Linked DNA regions of Homo sapiens: region 2 is linked to region 1. Evidence: read pairs that join two places in POLR2A ChIA-PET (ENCODE). Cell type or tissue: GM12878. All regions are shown on one strand. Each heading gives the region's core, and the rest is flanking DNA. Links, peaks and the distances in the headings are about the cores only.

Region 1 (16,470 bases), core at 6,176-8,675:
TAAAAGTTTATGACCTGGGAGGCCCGTGTCTAGCCATGCCTCTGTCAGGAATCTGTGGTGTGACTTCTGACAAGAGTTTTATCCCTCTGGATCTGTTTCCTTGGCTGGAAAGTGAGGAAATCGATCCAAAGATTACCTCGCAGATTCTCTCCAACTCTGACATTCTATCATTTCACACTCACTTTAAAATAGACTGTCGGCGACCCTACGCCAGTTTTCCTTGAGAAACAGCGCCACCTTCAGGTCATAATAACCATAAGAGAGCTGACCGTGAAGGTGCTTCTCCGGCAGGAGCGATTTGCCCTGATCCACAGAAACCCTTCCCCCGCAGTCCTCTGGGATGCGGTCACACACTTGTGAGTCTGCCGCTGGGTTAAGATCAATGCGTATGGACATGGAGCCAAGCTGAGCTAACTGGCCCACAAGGGACAGATGCATGACCTTGGCCTAATTATCACAGCTCCAGCTAACAGTTCGCCCACAGCAAAGCTCCTTGTGGAACCCTATAAAGAAGGAAAGGAAGCGAGGGATATGCTGGATGAACTAAACTCTACAAAACAATGAAAATGGACACACCTCTTCTTCAGGCAATTCCACTTAAGATAGTTTCCAGCTGTTCTTATTTTAGCAAGATATCTACTTGGATATACTTTCATTAAGAAAAATGACATAGTGAACTCTGAAGTAAATATCAGATTTTTTTCACCCAGCAAATATTTATTGAGCAACCAACCACTTGAATGCCAGCACCGTGCTAAAAGCTCTCACAAAATTACTTTTATTGAATTTCCACAACAGCCCTTGTGAGAGAGGAATTCATATCTTCATTTTTCAACACAAGGAAGTTGAGAATGAGAGAGGCCCAGAAACAGCAGATCTGGCAACAAGCTTGAATATGCAGACACAAACATTCCACACAGTCCTCCTCTGAGGACACGACGCAACTGCTCCTTTTCAAGAGCTTATCACTTGGCACAGTGTGGCACCAACTGCAATCAGCAGTGCAGAGGCAAAGGCCGCTAGGGAACTCAGTTTATTTCTCTGCAGTGTGATCTGTATGCAGAAAATGGCCCTATCTTTGCCAGCCATCCTCTGCCATACCTCCCTAACCCACTGATGGATGCTGGGCAGGATAAGGGGGATAAGTTAATTTGTTCCTAAGTGTCTAAACAAGGATCCTTCTTAGAAACAGTGGATATTTAAGGTTGTCCCTTTGATCACATCCCAACAATCCCTAAATTCCATAGGCTTTCTTGGTTGGGAAAGAGGCAGAGCAACTGCTACCCATGGGAATGCATCATATTTGGAAATATAATGTTTCCTGTGCATTACAGAGGAGAGAAGTGGGAAGCATCGCCCGGTGCTGGAGGTACTCCAGCTACAGGTGGTACCCTCTATATCTTACTCTTTCCCGTACCTACATATGTGTAGTCAACTCCAGTTGATGAGATCAGGTTTTCAATTCTTTGTACCCCCCCACTGCACTTTGCAAAATACTGGCACATAAATTTAAAGTTACTAAATATTTGCTGGTGTGTTAGGAAAAACACATAGTCTGCATGCAGAAAACAGGAATTATACAAACTAGCATGATCAGACATATTTAAGATGTCAGCTGAGTTACTCTAGGGCAGAGCCCAAGGATGAAGCTTGGCTGAGGGAGGATAGGGGAAGTGCCTTGGGACCTTTAGATTATGGGTGGAAGGAACAAAAGACCCACATGGAACAAGACACTAGAGTTGGATTGACCCTTTGGGGAAGGAGAAGTTACGATATGACATCTAAACCGCAAGGAAGATGCCAGAAAAAGAAAGAATAATATATTGTGTAAGCAAGCAATTTCTTAATTTTAAACGTGTTTTTATATTCAGGTGAAATTGTTTTATTCAAGGTTGAATGACTACTAAGTTGCAGCTAATCAGAAGTTGAGAAAGAAATGCTTGGCAGTTGGAATCCAGTTTTTGCACATAATCAGAACCAGTACTGTCAGTTTCATGGCGTCTCAAAAGCTAAGACTGAGAAGGAAAAAGGGAACAGAGCCGGCCTTGTCACACCACAGACGGGAGCAGAAGTGCAGAACTGTCCCCATGGCATGTGTTCAAAAGAGTATCGTGTAGCAAACCCTAACCACAGCAGCAGTGGCTGAGCTAATCCTGGCTGGATCCCAGTAAGGCCCTTCTCGAGTCCCAGCAATGACGATGGTAGATTAGCAATCTCTTCTCAATGTGTCAATATCATCTATGTTTCTACCCTGCTAGCCTCCTCTTTTCCTTCTTTCTACCCCACCCTCAATTAACCATGCCTCCTCTTACAATTTCTAGTCTGCAAGAGACTAGGACAATAGAGAATCAAAAACTAGGGTAGAAACACAGAGGCTGCTGTGGTTAGCGCTTGCTGCGTGATAGATAGGTTTGGTTTTGTAGCAATAACACAAGGCGGAAAGTGATAGAAAATTCAACATTCTAACTGCAATTCACCAAATCTTATCTCCAGACTTGCGGTGTTTATAGTTTCAGCAACACAACCTGACTGCCAGGAGGAGAGTGAGGATAATAGCATGAATCCGACTGACAAGGAATATGTCTTGGAGAGCCGTGAACCATACCAGGAAGAGATTTTTTGCTTATAAGAGCATATTTGTTTGTGGGCTCTTTCCAGGAGCAATAGACTAAGTTGAAGATGTTTTATAAAAAGATAGTTTTATAGAACAGATATTAGGAAACTATTTTTTTATGATGACACACGGATCTTCAGCCTTGAGACTGTATCTTCCAGCCTGGTTGATCCTTCTGCACTGGTTGGTACACAGTCACTTCCCTGAATGTCCCCATCTCAATCCTCCCCACACTACCCTGTCCACTGAGTCCCACCCCAGGACCATCCCCAGCCCAGCCTCACAGTCCAGCATCCACAGGGTTAATGGCAGACACAGTAGAGAGCCGCAACAGTTGCTAAATATTGTCAATATCAACCCTGATTACAGGCGATCGATTCTACAAAGAACTCTACAAAGATTCTACATTCTTTATTCTATATAGATTCTGTAAAAGAAGAATCTAAGCACTTTGTTCTGCACCGTCCAAACATGAGTCATTGTTTTCAGGGCATCATTTGGCTTTTAACACAAAGACCCAGCAGAGGGAGCCGTTTCCTAACATGAAAGGAGCTATAGGCCCTGCTAAGACAGCAACTGTTATTAGTATTATTCCACTAGAGCTGCCATAGAGGGGTGACGTCAACAACAGAAATGTATTTTCTCACAGTTCTGGAGACTGGAAGTCTGAAATCAAGGTGTCAGCAGAATTGGTTCCTTCTGAGATCTCTCTTCTTGGCTCATAGATGGCGGATTTCTGAGTCTTCACATGGTCACCCCTCTGTGTCTGTGTCCTAATCTCCTCTTCCTATTAGGACATCAGTTATATCAGATTAAAGCCCCCTCTCCCCATGACCTCGTTTTACCTTAATTACCTTCCTAAAGGCCCTTTCTCCAAATGCAGCCACATTCTGAGAGGTACTGGGGGATAGGACTTCAACATATAGATATTTGGGCTTCAATATATATATATATATGAATCCTATCCCCCAGAGGCACTGAGGGATAAGACTTCTATATATAGTAGCCTTTCAAACATGTATACATTTCAAAATGTTTTTCTGTTGTTTTCTATAGGTTAGATTGCCCATTGTGTTGACTCCCATAATAAGTCAATGGTTTAAAGTCTTTGTCCTACCACCACATTGGCACACATCCATGGTGTGCTCAGATGGGAAGAAATTCAGACCTGAGTCCCTGCCTTCAGCAGATCCTGCAAGTTCACATATCTAGATATAGAAGGAAGTCTTGAAGATAGACACATGCAGGGTGGCTGGCAGCCATCTGCAGAGGCCACCAAATGGAGAATGGCAAATGTTAAGGACAAGATAGTGGAGCCATTCCAGACATCTTTGAAACCAGTCTTATAGACTCTCCTCCCTCTGATTCCCCCCTCTCCTGTCCCAACTTTACACACCCAAGGCCTGGCAGTTCTGCTGATTGGCTAGCCTGGATTTGCACAGAGAACAACTCACTGGACCAGATGTGCTTCATCAACCCCACGGTTAGACAATAGCATTCTGACTACAGTGGCGCATCCTCAGCCTCCCCAGGCAAACAGATTCTTGTCCCATACATCCCTTACTTACAGCCTTGGAGCTGGGATGATGGCGGTTACCCTTATCATGCTAACTGGCTTATAGACCCACTACAGACCTCACCCTGCTGTCTCAAAATGTAATCTACCCATATCTGAAGGGTTGTCTTAAGGATGCATGAATGTATCTAAATAATTATCAATGATGCTTGTTTGCAATAAAGTGATTATCTTGCTCTACAATCACTTTATTGCAAACAAACATCATTAGAAAAATATTGTTATAACCTTCTTTACAAAATCATGTATAAGAGATTTCATGCAAAATAGACCATGACCACTGCCATTATAGTAGATGGGACCCAGAAAGAACAGCCCTTTGCTTAAAGTAGGATTCTATGTGCACTCACTTTACCATAAGATTACTGTGACTTGCTGAGTGTACCAGGATGTTAGAGGTGTAATTTAATTTCTCAAAGAGATTGAAAGCCAGTGCCTGGGTTCAAAAGGCGAGGAGGCTTGCTCCTTTCTTTTCTTTTCCTTTTTTTTTTATTATTTTCTTTTCTTTTTTGAATAGGGTCTCGCTCTGTCACCCAGGCTGGAGTATAGTGGCACGATCATGGCTCACTGCAGCCTCAACCTCCCGGGCTCAAATGATCCTTCCACCTCAGCCTCCCGAGTAGCTGGGACTACAGGTGCACACCACCATGCCAGGCTAATTTTTAAATTTTTTTGTAGAGACCCCCAGGGGTCTCCCTATGTTGCCCAGGCTGGCCTCAAACTCTTGGGCTCAAGCCATCCTCCCGCCTCAGCCTCCCTAAGTGCTGGGATTACAGGCGTGAGCCACAACTCCTGGCCAATGCAAAGCTTTCCACACCCCTCTGGGTTGGGGGATAGGGGCAGGTCTAATGAAACAGCAGGTAGTTCTGAATTAACACTGAATCTCTCAGCCATTGATTCGAGACTGCAGAAGTCAGCAGGGGCCTTTCCCTTTGGAGATGGAAGTGCCATTGGCTCAGCCCCTTTAATATACGACCCAAGATGTCAACTCATGGACCCTGCATCCTGTCTTTGGATCTCCCCATTTACACTATTGTAACCTCAGGACTTCTTCAAGTCTGCCAGAGGAATCCACTCACACAAAAGAAGCACTGTGGGCTCCTTGGAAAGTATGGTAGAGAGGCAGGGTGGGGTGTGGCTCAGTAATTACGGCACATACTCCACAGCAAATGACCTCACAATAGTGCTTTGGCATTTCTGTTCCCCACACCCCTTTCCCGATGCCCTCCCTCAGGGGGCAGAAGTTTGTGCTCTCTCTGTCTCTCTCCCTCTCTCCTTTGCCACCCAGTGCCCACCCTCACTGCAGCCCTCTCCTAACCCCTCAATCCCACACCCCACGCTGCCTCTAACCCACTCAGTGCCATGGTGGGCATCTATCTGTAGGGAACTCCAGCTCCCTCCAGCCCCTATGCCACCTGTCATTTCCAATCCTTTCTAGCAGCTCCCCTGAACCCTCTCTTTAATAAGATCTACCCTTTTTAAAAATCATATTTTAATTGTAATTTTAAGTTTCAAAATGTCCATTCTCTTAACAATCTTAACCAATTCTCATTGAATGCCTTCTGCATTGTGGTCACAAAAGGGGCTCTGGAACCAGACGTTGGGGTTAGAATCCTGGATTCGCCACTTACTGTGTGACTTTGGGCAAGTTATTTAACCTCTCTGGGCCTCTATTTTCTTGTCCACAATATAGGGAAGGTGATAATAGTAGCTGACTCTTAGGGTTGGTGTGAGAGAATGAGTCACTGAATTCGTGGCTGGAAGGCACGAACAGCGGTGCCCAGCATGGAGCGAGTTCAGTAATGTTAGATGCCACCGTGTGGAGGCACCAGAGGGACCCAATAAACACACACAGAGGGACAAGCAAACCCGCAGTACCGGGTCGCAATGTCACGATGGTGGAAATGCAGGGTACTGTGGGCTTTATTGGAGGGTCACCTAACCCACACTGGGGTGTGAGATCGCATCACCAACCCCAACAGACTCGGGGCTGTGTTGGGGTGGGGGGTGCCGAAGTTCTAGCCTCGGGGTCAAGCCACTTCTGATCACAATCCAATTCACCCACATCACACACACCATGGCACACACATCATACACACACATACACACCATGCAAACATCACATACACACATAACACACAAATACCACATCCACCACCCACACAGCACACACACATACCACATACCCCACAGCCCCCCGACAATAACACCATATGCACACCACACACATACACACACACACACACACACACACACAAAACAGGTCACTACTTCCCTCCTATGTACTATGTGCCCTGCTATTTTCTATTCTGTTCCATTTCATGCCATTTCTTCTTAGTAGGACTCACTGAATTGATTTCAGGACCCACTAATAGGCCTGAGCAGGGGTTCAGAAAACACTGACTTGGAGGGAGGCAAAGGAAACCCTTAAACGTCTGTGAAATGGAGCTTTGACCTGTGGTCTGCCCTTGACCTCTAAGTGGGGTAAGCCTCACACTAGGGGTGCCCTGTCCTGAGACATAGCCATAGCAGTAGGCCACCTTACTATTGGGCTGCCCTGGCCAAGAATGGGAGAAGCAGAGCCTCGTCACCAGCTGGGACAAGGGCAGCCCGAGGAGAGACCCTTTCACAGTGTCGGCACAGCTCCGTTTGACCTAAGAAGTAACCTCACTGGTTTTTGTTTCTAATCACCCCTTCATTTCACAATGGCCTGCAGGTTTCTTTTGCCGCCTTCTAAAATCAATGTTTTCCAAAGTACAGCTGAGTCATGACACATCAAATTAGTGAGTCTCAGACAACATTTTTTAAAAAAGAAAAAGAAAGGCATGGGATAGGATAGGATAGGATAAAGTAGAGCATGTGGCACAAGGATAAGTGCTGATGTGGGTGTGGGTGTGTGTGTGTGTGTGTGTGTGTCTGTGTGTTGGGCTTCAACTTTCTTCAACTGTCAACCCTGCTATTAATAGGTGAAGCTATAAACACAGGGCAAAATCCATCATATCTGGTGATTCATACACAGAAGTACAGAGTGGAGCAACTTGAGACATTACAGGCTGAAAAATACACACTTGAAGTCCACAGCCCATGACTGAATCTGCTAGATGATGACTCGGTGGTTGCTGAGGAATTTAATCATCTGGACCATGTCCTTCCCTAGTTAATTTTCAACCCAGATGATCATATCTCCTGTTCCGGGCAGACACATTTCTGGCGCTAAGACCAGGGCCCCTATTCAGCCTTAGTGGATAATTCAACCTCCTGAGAGGCACTGCAGAAGCACCTGGGCCAAGATTGCTTTCCTCTTCTACGCCTATCCCAGGAATGTGGCCACTGCTCAAAATGTGGGAATTCCCTTCCAGAATTCCCCTTGAAGCTGCTGCACGCTTCTTAGACCACGTCTGAGCAATGCCTGCATCACTAGAATATTTGGCCTCAGTTGGGTTTGTTTCTTTAAAAAAAAAAAAAAAAAAAAAAAAAAAAAAAAAAAGGTTTTTTCCTCAACTAAGACTTAAGACAAGGGGGTCTTAATTTGATTATTTTTTTCTGTTTTATATGATTTCTATGAAAACTACAACAAAATAAAGTTAATTCTATTTAAGTGACTTTTTAATGAATTGCCTTTGTTAGAAAAAAAATTAAGTGTTTTTGTCTCACTCTGTCACCCAGGCTGGAGCACAGTGGTGTGATCATGGCTTACTGCAGCCATGACCTCCCGGGCTCAGGTGATCCTCCCACCTCAGCTTCCCAAATAGATGGGACTACAGTTGTGTGCCACAACGCCTGGCTAATTTTTGTATTTTTTTGTAGAGACAGGGTCTCACCAGGTTGCCCAGGCTGATCTTGAACTCCTTGGCTCAAGCGATCCACCCACCTCAGCCTCCCTGAGTGCTGGGATTACAGGCATGAGCCAGCGCACCCAGCCAGAATTACATTTTTTTAAATGGTACTGTCCTAGAAAATCCAGGATGTGCAGTGATCACGTATGAATGCATGGACCTGCACACACAGGAGTGAACAAAAGACCCACCCCTGCCAGGTCACCACTCATATCTCACCCCAGCCCACGCTAGCTCACACTCCTCCCCACACACCACTGACCTCATCATTGCTAGGTACCCACTTGACTTCTCAACAGGTTCAAGACAATTGGCCTTCCTCGTCTCTTCTAGAAACACCCTCTTTTCTGGGCTTTGTGTAACACCTGGTCTTTCTCCCCTCTCTGGCCACTTCTCAGCTTTTCTTTTTCTTTCTTTCTTTTTTTTTTTTTTTTTTTTGCCACTTCCTCTTCCTCTACATCAAGCTTGTCCAACCCACAGCCCAGGACAGCTTTGAATGCAGCCTAACACAAATTCGTAAGCTTTCTTAAAACATTATGAGATGTGTGTGTGTGTGTGTGTGTGTGTGTGTGTGTGTGTGTGTGTGTGTGTTTAGCTCATCAGCTATCGTTATTGTTAGTGTATTTTATGTGTGGCCCAAGACATTTCTTCTTCCAGTGTGGCCCAGGGAAGCCAAAAGATTGGACACCCCTGCTCTACAACATCTCAATATAGGCCTTTTTCATGTTTCATTCTAGATTCTCTCTCTAGACTACAAGTTCTTAAGGGGAAGTGGCATTGGGAAATGTGTGAAGGTGGCTTTGGTTGTCACAACAGCAGCGTGGATGCTGTGTTACTAGTGTTCAGTGGATGGCGGCAGAGGGACCAAACAGAAGGCAGTATCACCAAAGAACTGTCCATCCTCGCATGCCAATACCCACACTCCATAGAGAAACACTGCAATGGCATCCACTCCCACAGATTCGGTTACCATTTGCCAGCCAAGGCCTGCCCAGCCAGACCTCTCGTCTGAGCACTGGTATTCCCCTTAGACATCTAACAGGCACATCAGAGTCAACGTGTCCAAAGCCAACTCATCATCTTCTCTGTAAATCTGCTTCTTCTCCAAGATGTCCTTCCTCTATGCTCACCATCACCATGAAGCCAGGTATTTAAGCAAAGGGAGTCATCTATATAAAGCCAATCCTCCGTATTCATGGGGGATTGTTTCCAGGCCCCCAGGGATACCAAAATCCACAGATGCCCAAGCCCCTTGTATTAGGTTGGTGCAAAAATATTGCAGTTTTTGCCTTTTTCGTCTTTATGGCAAAAACCGCAATGACTTTTGCACCAACCCAATACAAAATGGCATAGTATTTGCATATAACTTATGCACACCTCCAGTATACTTTTTTTTTTTTTTTGAGATGGAGTCTTGCTCTGTTGCCAGGCTGGAGTGCAGTGGCACAATCTCGGCTCACTGCAGTCTCCACCTCCCGGGTTCAAGTGATTCTCCTGTCTCAGCCTCCCAAGTAGCTGGGATTACAGGCGTGCATCACCACACCCAGCTAATTTTTGTGTTTTTAGTAGAGACAGGGTTTCACCATGTTGGCCAGAATGGTCTCAATCTCCTGACCTCGTGATCCGCCCGCCTCGGCCTCTCAAAGTGCTGGAATTACAGGCATGAGCCACTGCGCCCAGCCTAGTATACTTTAAATCAGCCCTAGATTACTTATAATACCTAATACAATGTAGATACTATGTAAATAGTTGTTATGCTATATTTTTAATTTGTATTATTTTTATTCTTGTATTGTTTTATCGGGGCTTTCTTTCCAAATTTTTTTGATCAGCAGTTGGTTGATCCTCAGATGTGGAACCAACGGATATCGAGGGCAGACTGTACTTGCCTCTCCCTCCACACCCAACCTAATCACCAAATCCTACCAATCCAGCTCCTAAATTCTGCAACACCCATCCACTTTTCTTCCCCTCCACTGCCAGCACGCTAATCTTGGCCACTGTCATCTCCACCTGAACTCCTGCAGTAGCCCCTCCCGGGTCTCCCTGCTTTCATTCCTGCCTGTTTCAGAGCCCCCATCCTCACTGCAACACGTCATCTTCAAAACAGCTGCTCTGATCCTATCACTCTGGCTTAAACTCCCCAGTGGCTTCCCATTCCTCTCAGACTACAGCCCAAATCCTTAGCCCTGCCTCTGAGGACAGCCCTGCAGCGTCTCCCGGAGCCTTCCTTTCCAGCGTCACTTCCCCTTACTTTGGCCACGTTGACCTCCTGCCAGTTCCTCAATGGCTCTGTTCCCCTTCCACCACCCCACCTTAATGAATGCCCTTCCCTCTGCCTGAGAGGTTCCTCCCCACCTGCCCTTCCCTCCCATGGCCGATGCCTAACACTCTTCCATCGCTCTTCCAACACTCTTCCCCATCGGTTCAACACTGCTTCTTCCAGGAAGCCTCCCCAGGCCCCTGGATAAATCCCTGTGCATTCTCAAAGTGCTTAGACTGTCTCTTTTCTAGAACTGACCACAAATGTCATGAATTACCTAGTTGCAAAAGTATTTAATGTCCATCTTCACTGCTCTGTAAGCAGCCCTGTGGACAAGGAATGAGCCAGCCTCATTGACTATGGGTGCTGCGGCTCCCAGCACAGTGTCTTGCAAACGGACATTCAGTAAATATCTAGTGCCAATTCCCCTAAGATAAACCTTGGAGGAACTATAAAGAGAGAACTGACAAAATTTTGAGAAAATCCATGGGATGTGTCAGGAGGGAAACAGCTGGGAAAGGGCCAGGGGACTTTGGCCAGGAGCAGGATCAGTGGGTGGCTGTGGAAAGGGTAAAACAGAAAAGGAACTATGGGTGTCTGCCCTTGCCCCTTCCCTCACCAATGCTAGGGACAAACAGTGCCTGCCCCTACCCTGATGATGACTTAGACCTGTGTCCAGATGTCCCAGGAGTAAAATTCAGGCATCTCACAAGTCCTGTGCCTGTGAGGAGCTGGAAAAAACAGGTGGGAAGAAAAACCCTAGGCAGTTGCTTCCTTCTCTAACACCACCCCTTCCAAACCCTCAGGCCAGGGGAACTGAGAACCAAAAAGTGCCCCTTTCTAAACCACTCCTCCCTGGGGACCAAAGATGGAGCACTGACCTGAAACATTGTTTTGCTGGGTGTGGAGTAACTGAGGGTGGCGCAGTTGTCTGGGACTGATCTGTCCCCACCCCATCTCTCCATAGATATTGCCTAACAGAGAAGCCAACTGACCTCGCCACTGCCATGGAGAATGAGGTCAAGATAGCAAGATAGTTGAGAAGTAAACCATTTAAAAAAAATTGAATTATAGATTCCATCAGAAGAGGAAATGTTGGAAAAGTCCAAGAAGTTAAAATTAGCCTAATAAGCTTAATAGGAAATAAAGAGAAATGAAACAATACTAAGACAACATTAAAAAGGAACCACGCATAAGAAATAAAAAATATAGTAGTTGAAGGAAAGAACTCACAAATGTGACTAAACAGTAGAATGAATAAAACTCAAGGACAAATTAGTGAGTTGGAAGTTCAAACTGAGGAAGTTCTTCAAATGAGGGACAAAAAATAGAAAATATTAGAGAAAAGCCAAAAAAATGGAGTATTTACATACAAATGCTAACATCCATATGATAAGGCTCAGAGAGTCAGAGGAATAAAATGAAAAGAAGGAAGTATTTGAAAGAATAATGAAGCTAGATTTCCTAGAATTCAAAAAGAAAAAAAGAAATACCTCAGAATGAAAGGGCCTACAGAATGACAAAGAGAAGAAAGAGAAAAATATATCACACCCTATGGTAAAATATGAGACTATGAAAGACAAAGAAAATTCTGCAGAGTAAATCATACAAAGGACCAACATCGAGAATGACACCAGATTTCCCCACAGCATCAGTGGATCCAGGAAAACAATGGAGCAGTATCAGCAAAGTACTGAAGGATATGACCTTAGAACCTAGAAATATACATCCAGCCAAACTGCCCTTTAATTAAGTATCAGGGCATGAAACAAATATTCTCAGTCATATAAGACCTCAAAACTTGAATAAGTAGAGAAACAAATCAAAGAGTTGCTGGAGAAACAAATAAAAATAATCAAATACCTTACAAAAGTTGGTTGTAGTAAACAACAAATTTTTAAAATTCTAAGACCAGGCTGGGTGTGGTGGCTCATGCCTATAATCCCAGCACTTATGGAGGCCAAGGCAGGAGAATCGCTTGAGGCCAGGAGTTTGAGACCACCCTGGCCAACATGGCAAAACCTCATCTCTACTAAAAATACAAAAATTAGCTGGATGTGGTGGTGTGCACCTGTAGTCCCAGCTACTCAGGAGGCTGAGGCATGAGAATCACTGAAACCCAGGAGATGGAGGTTGCAGTGAGCCGAGATCAAGCCACTCCACTCCAACCTGTGTGACAGAGCGAGACTCTGATTTAAAAAAAAAAAAAAATTCTAAGACCAATGAACAAGAAAAAAGAGACTTACACTTGCCTGGACTTAAAAGTATAGATCAGGAATATTTGTATCATAATGTTAAATTATATAAAATTAGATTTACTATATATAATTGTCTAAATCAGAATACCTTTGAGAGTAAAAGGTATTATTTAAGAATTATATCAGGAAAAGACAGAGTAAACTAGGACTGTCTCAGGCAAATCAGGACGTATGGTCAGTCATAGTATATAAAATAGATCAGAAAATATGAAGGATGAGGAGGGCCCCCAAAATGATAAAAAGTTTAATTCCCCTAGTATATATAAAGCAAAAATTGATAGAAATATACAGATAAATTGATAAATCCACCTTCACAATGGGAGATTTTAGCATATCATTGTAAATAATGGGTCAAGTAAACAAAAAAACTCAGCAGGAATGTAAAAGATTTGAACTTCACCCAATGAATACAGAAAGTTATGCCTCGAAAACTTAAATGATACATTTTTAGGCCAGGTGCGGTGGCTCACGCCTGTAATCCCAGCACTTTGAGAGGCCGAGGCGGGGAATCATGAGGTCAGGAAATCGAGACCATCCTGGCTAACACGGTGAAACCCCGTCTCTACTGAAAATACAAAAAATTAGCCAGGCAAGGTGGCGGGTGCCTGTAGTCCCAGCTACTCGGGAGGCTGAAGCAGGAGAATGGCATGAACCTGGGAGGGGGAGCTTGCGGTGAGCCGAGATCATGCCACTGCGCTCCAGCCTGGGAGACAGAGCGAGACTCCGTCTCAAAAAAAAAAAAAAAAGGAAAAGAAAAAAAATTCACATATCTTATGATATAACAATTTCACTCTAAGAATTATACCTAAAATGCTTGCACACATACAAGAATGTTCATAGCACCACAGTTCTCAATAACCAAAAACTGGAAACAACTCAACTGCTCATCAAGAAAAGGGAGAAGAATAAACTATGGTTGTATTCATTTTCTATTGCTACGTAACAAATGACAAACGTAGCGGCTTGAAACAGCACCCATTTATTATCTCAGTTCTATAGGTCAGATGTCTGGACATGTCATGGCTGGGTTCTCTACTCAGGGGCCCACCAGGCTGAAATTAAGGTGTTGGCAGGGCTGCAATCTCATCTGAAGGTGAGGGCCCTCTTCCCAGCTCACTGGTTGTTGGCAGAATTGAGTTCCTAGAGGGTGAAGGAGTGAGTCTCCACCATCTTGCTAGCTGTCAGCTGGAGCCATTCTCAGCTTCTAGAGGTTGCTGGCCCCATGGTGTTTTCCACGACATGAAAGTTATCTTCTGCAAGGCTGGCAGGAGATTTTCACTGCTACTTTGGATGTCTGACTTGCCTGCCTCTGACTCTAGACCCAGGTTTAAAGTGTTCATGTGATTAGATCAAGCTCCCTTCCTTGATCTAATCAAGGAAGGGCATTAATTATGTCTGCAAATTATGAAGGGCATTAATTATGTCTGCAAAACCCATCACAGTAGCACCTAGATTCAAGTTTGAACACTGTATGTTCCCCAGGGCCCAGAATCTTGGCAGCCATCTTCAAATTCTGTGTCCTACAATGATCTATTCACACAGTGAAATATTACACAGCAGTCAGGTAGAGTGGATGATAGCTGCCTTCAACAAAAGGATGAGGCTTGGCAATTTGATATATAGAAAATATAGACCCAAAAGACTGTAAATTTAAAACAACTAAAATTTTAAAAGTACATTTAAGGAACACATATAGAAAATATAAAGCAATATAAAAAAGAAAGGAAGGAGAGGAACTGGATTCTGAATTCATTGCCCAGATTTGGGGGAAGCAGGAGGAGGGGTCTGTGGGTTCATAGATGCCATTATACTATTTAAAATAACTAATGAATAACTAACTAAATTAAAGCAGGAGAAATATGGACCAATGAGAAGAGAATGTCATGAATGAATGCTTATGATTTTTCCTATTCTGTGCACCTGATGTCTAACAATGAAGAAGTTCGGCCTCGATGGCTCATACCTGTAATCCCAGCACTCTGGGAGGCCAACGGGGGTGGATCACTTGAGCCCAGGAGTTTGAGACCAGCCTGAGCAACATGGCAAAACCGTGTCTCTACAAAAAATACAGAAAAATTAGCTGGGCATGGTGGGGTGCACCTGCAGTCCCAGCTACTGGGGAGGCTGAGTGGGAGGACCACTTGAGCCTGAGAGTTTGAGGCTGCAGTGACCTGTGGTTGCACCACTGCACTCCAGCGTGGGCAACAGAGCAAGATTCTGTCTAAAAAAAAAAAAAAAAAAAGATTAGGAAAACAAAAAAGATTAAAAAGATTTGAGAAATGAAAGAACATATTATGGAATTACAAAATGTGTTCCCTCCAGGGCCGGCGAAGCAGCCTGGTTTTCAGATAGCACCAAAGAAGCGCCAAGGGATTTGTCTCCTCAGGTCAAACCTCTCTCCCTGGAAAACTTCCAAAATGTAAATCGAAATTATTATTTGTTCTTGGAGAAGCCTAGTCAGAAAATACTAAGGATAATCAGGTGGCACTGTCACCCCTGAGACCTCAGTCGGCCTCTTACTCCTGTTTCCTCCACCCCCGCCCAGGCACCACTAGTTCCTTTGCAGCAGCATTTAAAAACACTCAGTGGCGCACTGTGGGAGGCGGAGGCAGGATGATCACTTCAGCCCAGGAATTAGAATCCAGCCTGGGCAACATAGTGAGACCCGGTGTCTATTCAAAAAAAAAATTCTTTTAATTATAAAAATAGAAAAATAAACACACTCAAGACTTTCCCATTTAGGGGAGAAAAAAAAAGAAAGAATGAAGCAGGACCCCTCTCCTCCCCCACATCTGCCTCCAGCTGCAACATATCTCCCTTCCTTGCCTTCCTAGCAAACTTGTCAATAACAAGTCCTCTACATTCTTGTCTCGTCTCCTCCCCATTGTGCAAAACCTGCACTCAACCAAGTCACCAGTGACTTGTTCAGCACTTAATCCCTCCTGATATCTCAGTGACCTTGGACTCTGTCAGCCACTTCCTCCCAGAACCCTTTGTCTTCGCAGCTGTGATGGCGCTCTGGTGGCTTTTCTATAATCTCTCTGCTCCTTTTCTGTCTCGTCTGCTCGCTGTTGCCTGTAGCTCTGCCCTCACATCCTGTTTCCTTTCTCCAATCTCTCTGGAATAGTTCATCTGCACTCACAGGACCAACTGTTGCCAGACACTGCTGGTCTCCAGATCCATTCTCGCAGTCTAAATCGTCTTCATTCTGGACATATGGAAGCAGCCGCCTCCAGGAAACCTCTGCAATGCCCTTAGCAATTCCACCTCTCTGTGCCTTCAGTTGAATGAATCATTTCTTTCACCCTCAGCATGCTGCTTCTTGTTGTATACTATATTAGGGTTCTCCAGAGAAACAGAACCAATGAGGTATGTGTGTAGAGGGAGAGAGAAGGGGAGAGAGGGAGAAGGAGAGGAAAACTGATTGGTTTTAAGGAGTTGACTCATAAGATTGTGGGGGCTGGCAAGTCTGAAACTTGCAGGCCAGGCCAGCAGGCTGGAGACCCAGGGGAAGGTTGATGTTGCAGCTTGAGTCTGAAGGCAGCTAGAAACAGAATTCCCTCTTGCTCAGGGACTTCAGTCTTTTCTCCTGAGGCTGATCTGATGAGGCCAGGCCCTATTATGGAGGATAATCTGCTTTATTCATGGTACGTGTTTTCACATCTTTAAAATACCTTCACAGCAACATCTAGGCTGGTGCCTGACCAAACAACTGGGTACTGTGGCCCAGCAAAATTAACACATGAAATTAACCATCACACATACCATCTTAGAAAATGGTTCCACCGTCTAACAGATGCCTTAATCCAGGATCCTGGGAGTTTGCCTCAGTTCCTTATATGACCCAAACTTCACACAGCCAATCTAGCACCAAATTTTATGTACTCCTCTTCCTCAACATTTCTCATCCACTCCCACTGCCT
Region 2 (2,500 bases), core at 1-2,500, 200 kb after region 1:
TGAGTCCAGAGGTTGAAAGATGTATTTAGAAACTATAGTCTGACATTGCCACAACATCCAGCTACCTGTCCATCTTGTTAATGATTAACTTTAATTGTATTCTACAAAAGTTTTGGTCTATGTGATATGTTGCAAAATAAAAAAATTTTAAAAAGTGAGGCCAGGCTCGGTGGCTCACACCTGTAATCCCAGCACTTTGGGAGGCTGAGGCGGGCGGATCACCTGAGGTCAGGAGTTCAAGACCAGGCTGGTCAACAATGATGAAACCCCGTCTCTACCAAAAATACAAAAATTAGGGGGCGTGATGGTACACACCTGTGTCCCAGCTACTCAGGAGGCTGAAGCCGAAGAATCACTTAAACTCAGGAGGCAGAGGTGCAGTAAGCTGAGATCACACCACTGCACTCCAGCCTGGGCGACAAGAGCAAGACTCTATCTCAAAAAAACAAAAACAAACAAATAAAAAAACTGGCTCCATTGATCCTTTGAAAAGTAGTAGCAGCTGGGCACGGTGGCTCATGCCTGTAATCCCATTACTTTGGGAGGCAGAGGTGAGCAGATCACCTGAGGTCAGAAGTTCCAGAGACCAGTGTGGCCAACATGTTAAAAACCCCTTCTTTACTAAAACTACGAAAATTACCCGGGCGTGGTGGTTGGCGCCTGTAATCCCAGCTACCTGGGAGGCTGAGGCAGGAGAATCACTTGAACCTGGGAGGGGAGGTTGCAGTGAGCCGAAATCATGCAACTGCACTCCAGCCTGGGTGACAGAGCAAGACTCTGTCTCAAAAAAAGAAAAAAAAAGAAAAGAAAAGTAGTGTAGTGCTTTAAACTAATCTCTATTTTGCAACTATTTGAACATTTTCACATTAAACAGCTTAAAAACAAACCTAATGGATATCTTCAAAAGAAACACTCTTTTAGTCAAAACACAAAGTGAAAATATTCACAATGATTATATGGCAAATGGGTGGTAGAAAGGTTTTCACACTTTCCCATAACTTACCGGTGTAATTTTGAAATTGCTTTTATGGTCAGAGAAAAAAAAAAGTGTTGGAAACTTTTTTTTTTTTTTTTTGAGATAGTATCTCTCTCCATCGCCCAGGCTGCAGTGCAGTGGCATGATCACAGCTCACTGCAGTCTCAACCTCTTGGGCTCAAGCCATCCTCCCACCTCAGCCTCCTGAGTAGCTGGGACTACACGTGCACGCCATCATACCTGGCTAATTTTTGTATTTTTTTGTAGAGATGAGGTTTCACCGTGTTTCCCAGGCTGGTTTTGAACTCCTGGGGTCAAGAGATCCACCCGCCTCAGCCTCCCAAAGTGCTAGGATTATAGATGTGAACCACCCAGCCTGGCTCCGGAAACAGATTTTTTAAAGGGAGACATAGTATCTATCCCTTAGAGTTCTGTAAGAGTAGAATATGTAAAATATGGGACCTGTGGCAATTTGTAGCCATGAGCTGTTAAGTAGTGGCCGTTTGCGCTAGATAGAAAAATGTAACCAACAGCACAAGTGCAGTAAATCAACTGACCAGTTAGTTACCTGAGTGTTGAGGAATTAAGGCTTCTATTTGTAATTGTAGCAGGTGCTGCTGACTTTTTCAGGGGATTGGATATGTACTGTGCCACAGAATTTTTTATCATTATTTGCTGACTTGAACAGCCAGAGCTTCTCATATGCTTAGAGACCACCGAGAAAGACAGTAAGTCCCCAGCAACTTAAAAACCATTGCATGTGAATGTCCACTGGGTAAGCTCCTGAGTGTTCATAATCTCAGCAAGTGAAAATATCATGTAGCTGGAATGCTTTTGCCACCTTTATAAACGATCATGATAGTAACATTTATTGGTCAGACGAGATGCCAAGTGCTTTATATACATTACCTCTCTTAATTTTCTCAGCCATTCTTTCGAACTAGGTTATATCTCTAGTTTACTTCCTGGAAAGTCAAACCTTTCTTGATAGGAAGAGCCAAATAATCTAGGTCAATAACTTGATGTCCAGTTGTTGTTGTTGTTTTTGAGACGGAGTCTCGCCCTGATGCCCAGGTGGGAATGCAGTGGCGCTATCTCGGCTCACTGCAACCTCTATCTCCCAGGTTCAAGCGATTCTCCTGTCTCAGCCTCCCAAGTAGCTGGGACTATAGGCACCTGCCACCATGCTTTGCTAATTTTTATATTTTTAGTAGGGACGGGGTTTCACCACGTTGGCTAGGCTGGTCTCGAACTCCTGACCTCAAGTGATCCCCACCGCACCCCCCCCCGCCAACCCCCGCCAGCCTCAGCCTCCCAAAGTGTTGGGATTACAGGCATGAGCTACCATGCCTGGCCTAGTATTTCTTGAAGAGAACAATTTCCTGGTTATGGCTGAGGAATCAGAAAATGCCTTTTTATTTCTCATCTGCAAGGTGATGGAGGTGGGATCAATGATGTTCACCTAATTGACTTTCATCATAATGTCCCCGCCCCCAATAGAAAGATCCTAAAGGGTCAGTCCTT

Evidence for each region. Peaks named below come from ENCODE experiments on the same cell type or tissue, not always from the same donor. Only the 100,000 strongest peaks of a DNase experiment are listed, where the experiment ranks them.
Region 2: POLR2A ChIA-PET joins it to region 1 with 10 read pairs; 9 of 35 experiments call an interaction of 5 or more read pairs at or near these places.

The regions. Positions count from the first base shown.
Region 1 is chr21:33,196,817-33,213,286 of GRCh38, forward strand. No RefSeq gene overlaps it. Among named protein-coding and RNA genes, the nearest start is that of IFNAR2, 25 kb to the right of the region's middle. RefSeq lists a silencer at 8,823-8,882. In GM12878, for the core only: no CTCF peak of the experiment used is centred there; DNase peaks (open chromatin) are centred at 7,295 and 8,351; H3K4me3 peaks cover 504 bases; H3K27ac peaks cover 739 bases.
Region 2 is chr21:33,405,591-33,408,090 of GRCh38, forward strand. The region is part of intron 1 of IFNGR2 (interferon gamma receptor 2); the gene reads left to right. Among named protein-coding and RNA genes, the nearest start is that of IFNGR2, 3.4 kb to the left of the region's middle. In GM12878, for the core only: no CTCF peak of the experiment used is centred there; no DNase peak of the experiment used is centred there; H3K4me3 peaks cover 2,097 bases; H3K27ac peaks cover 2,076 bases.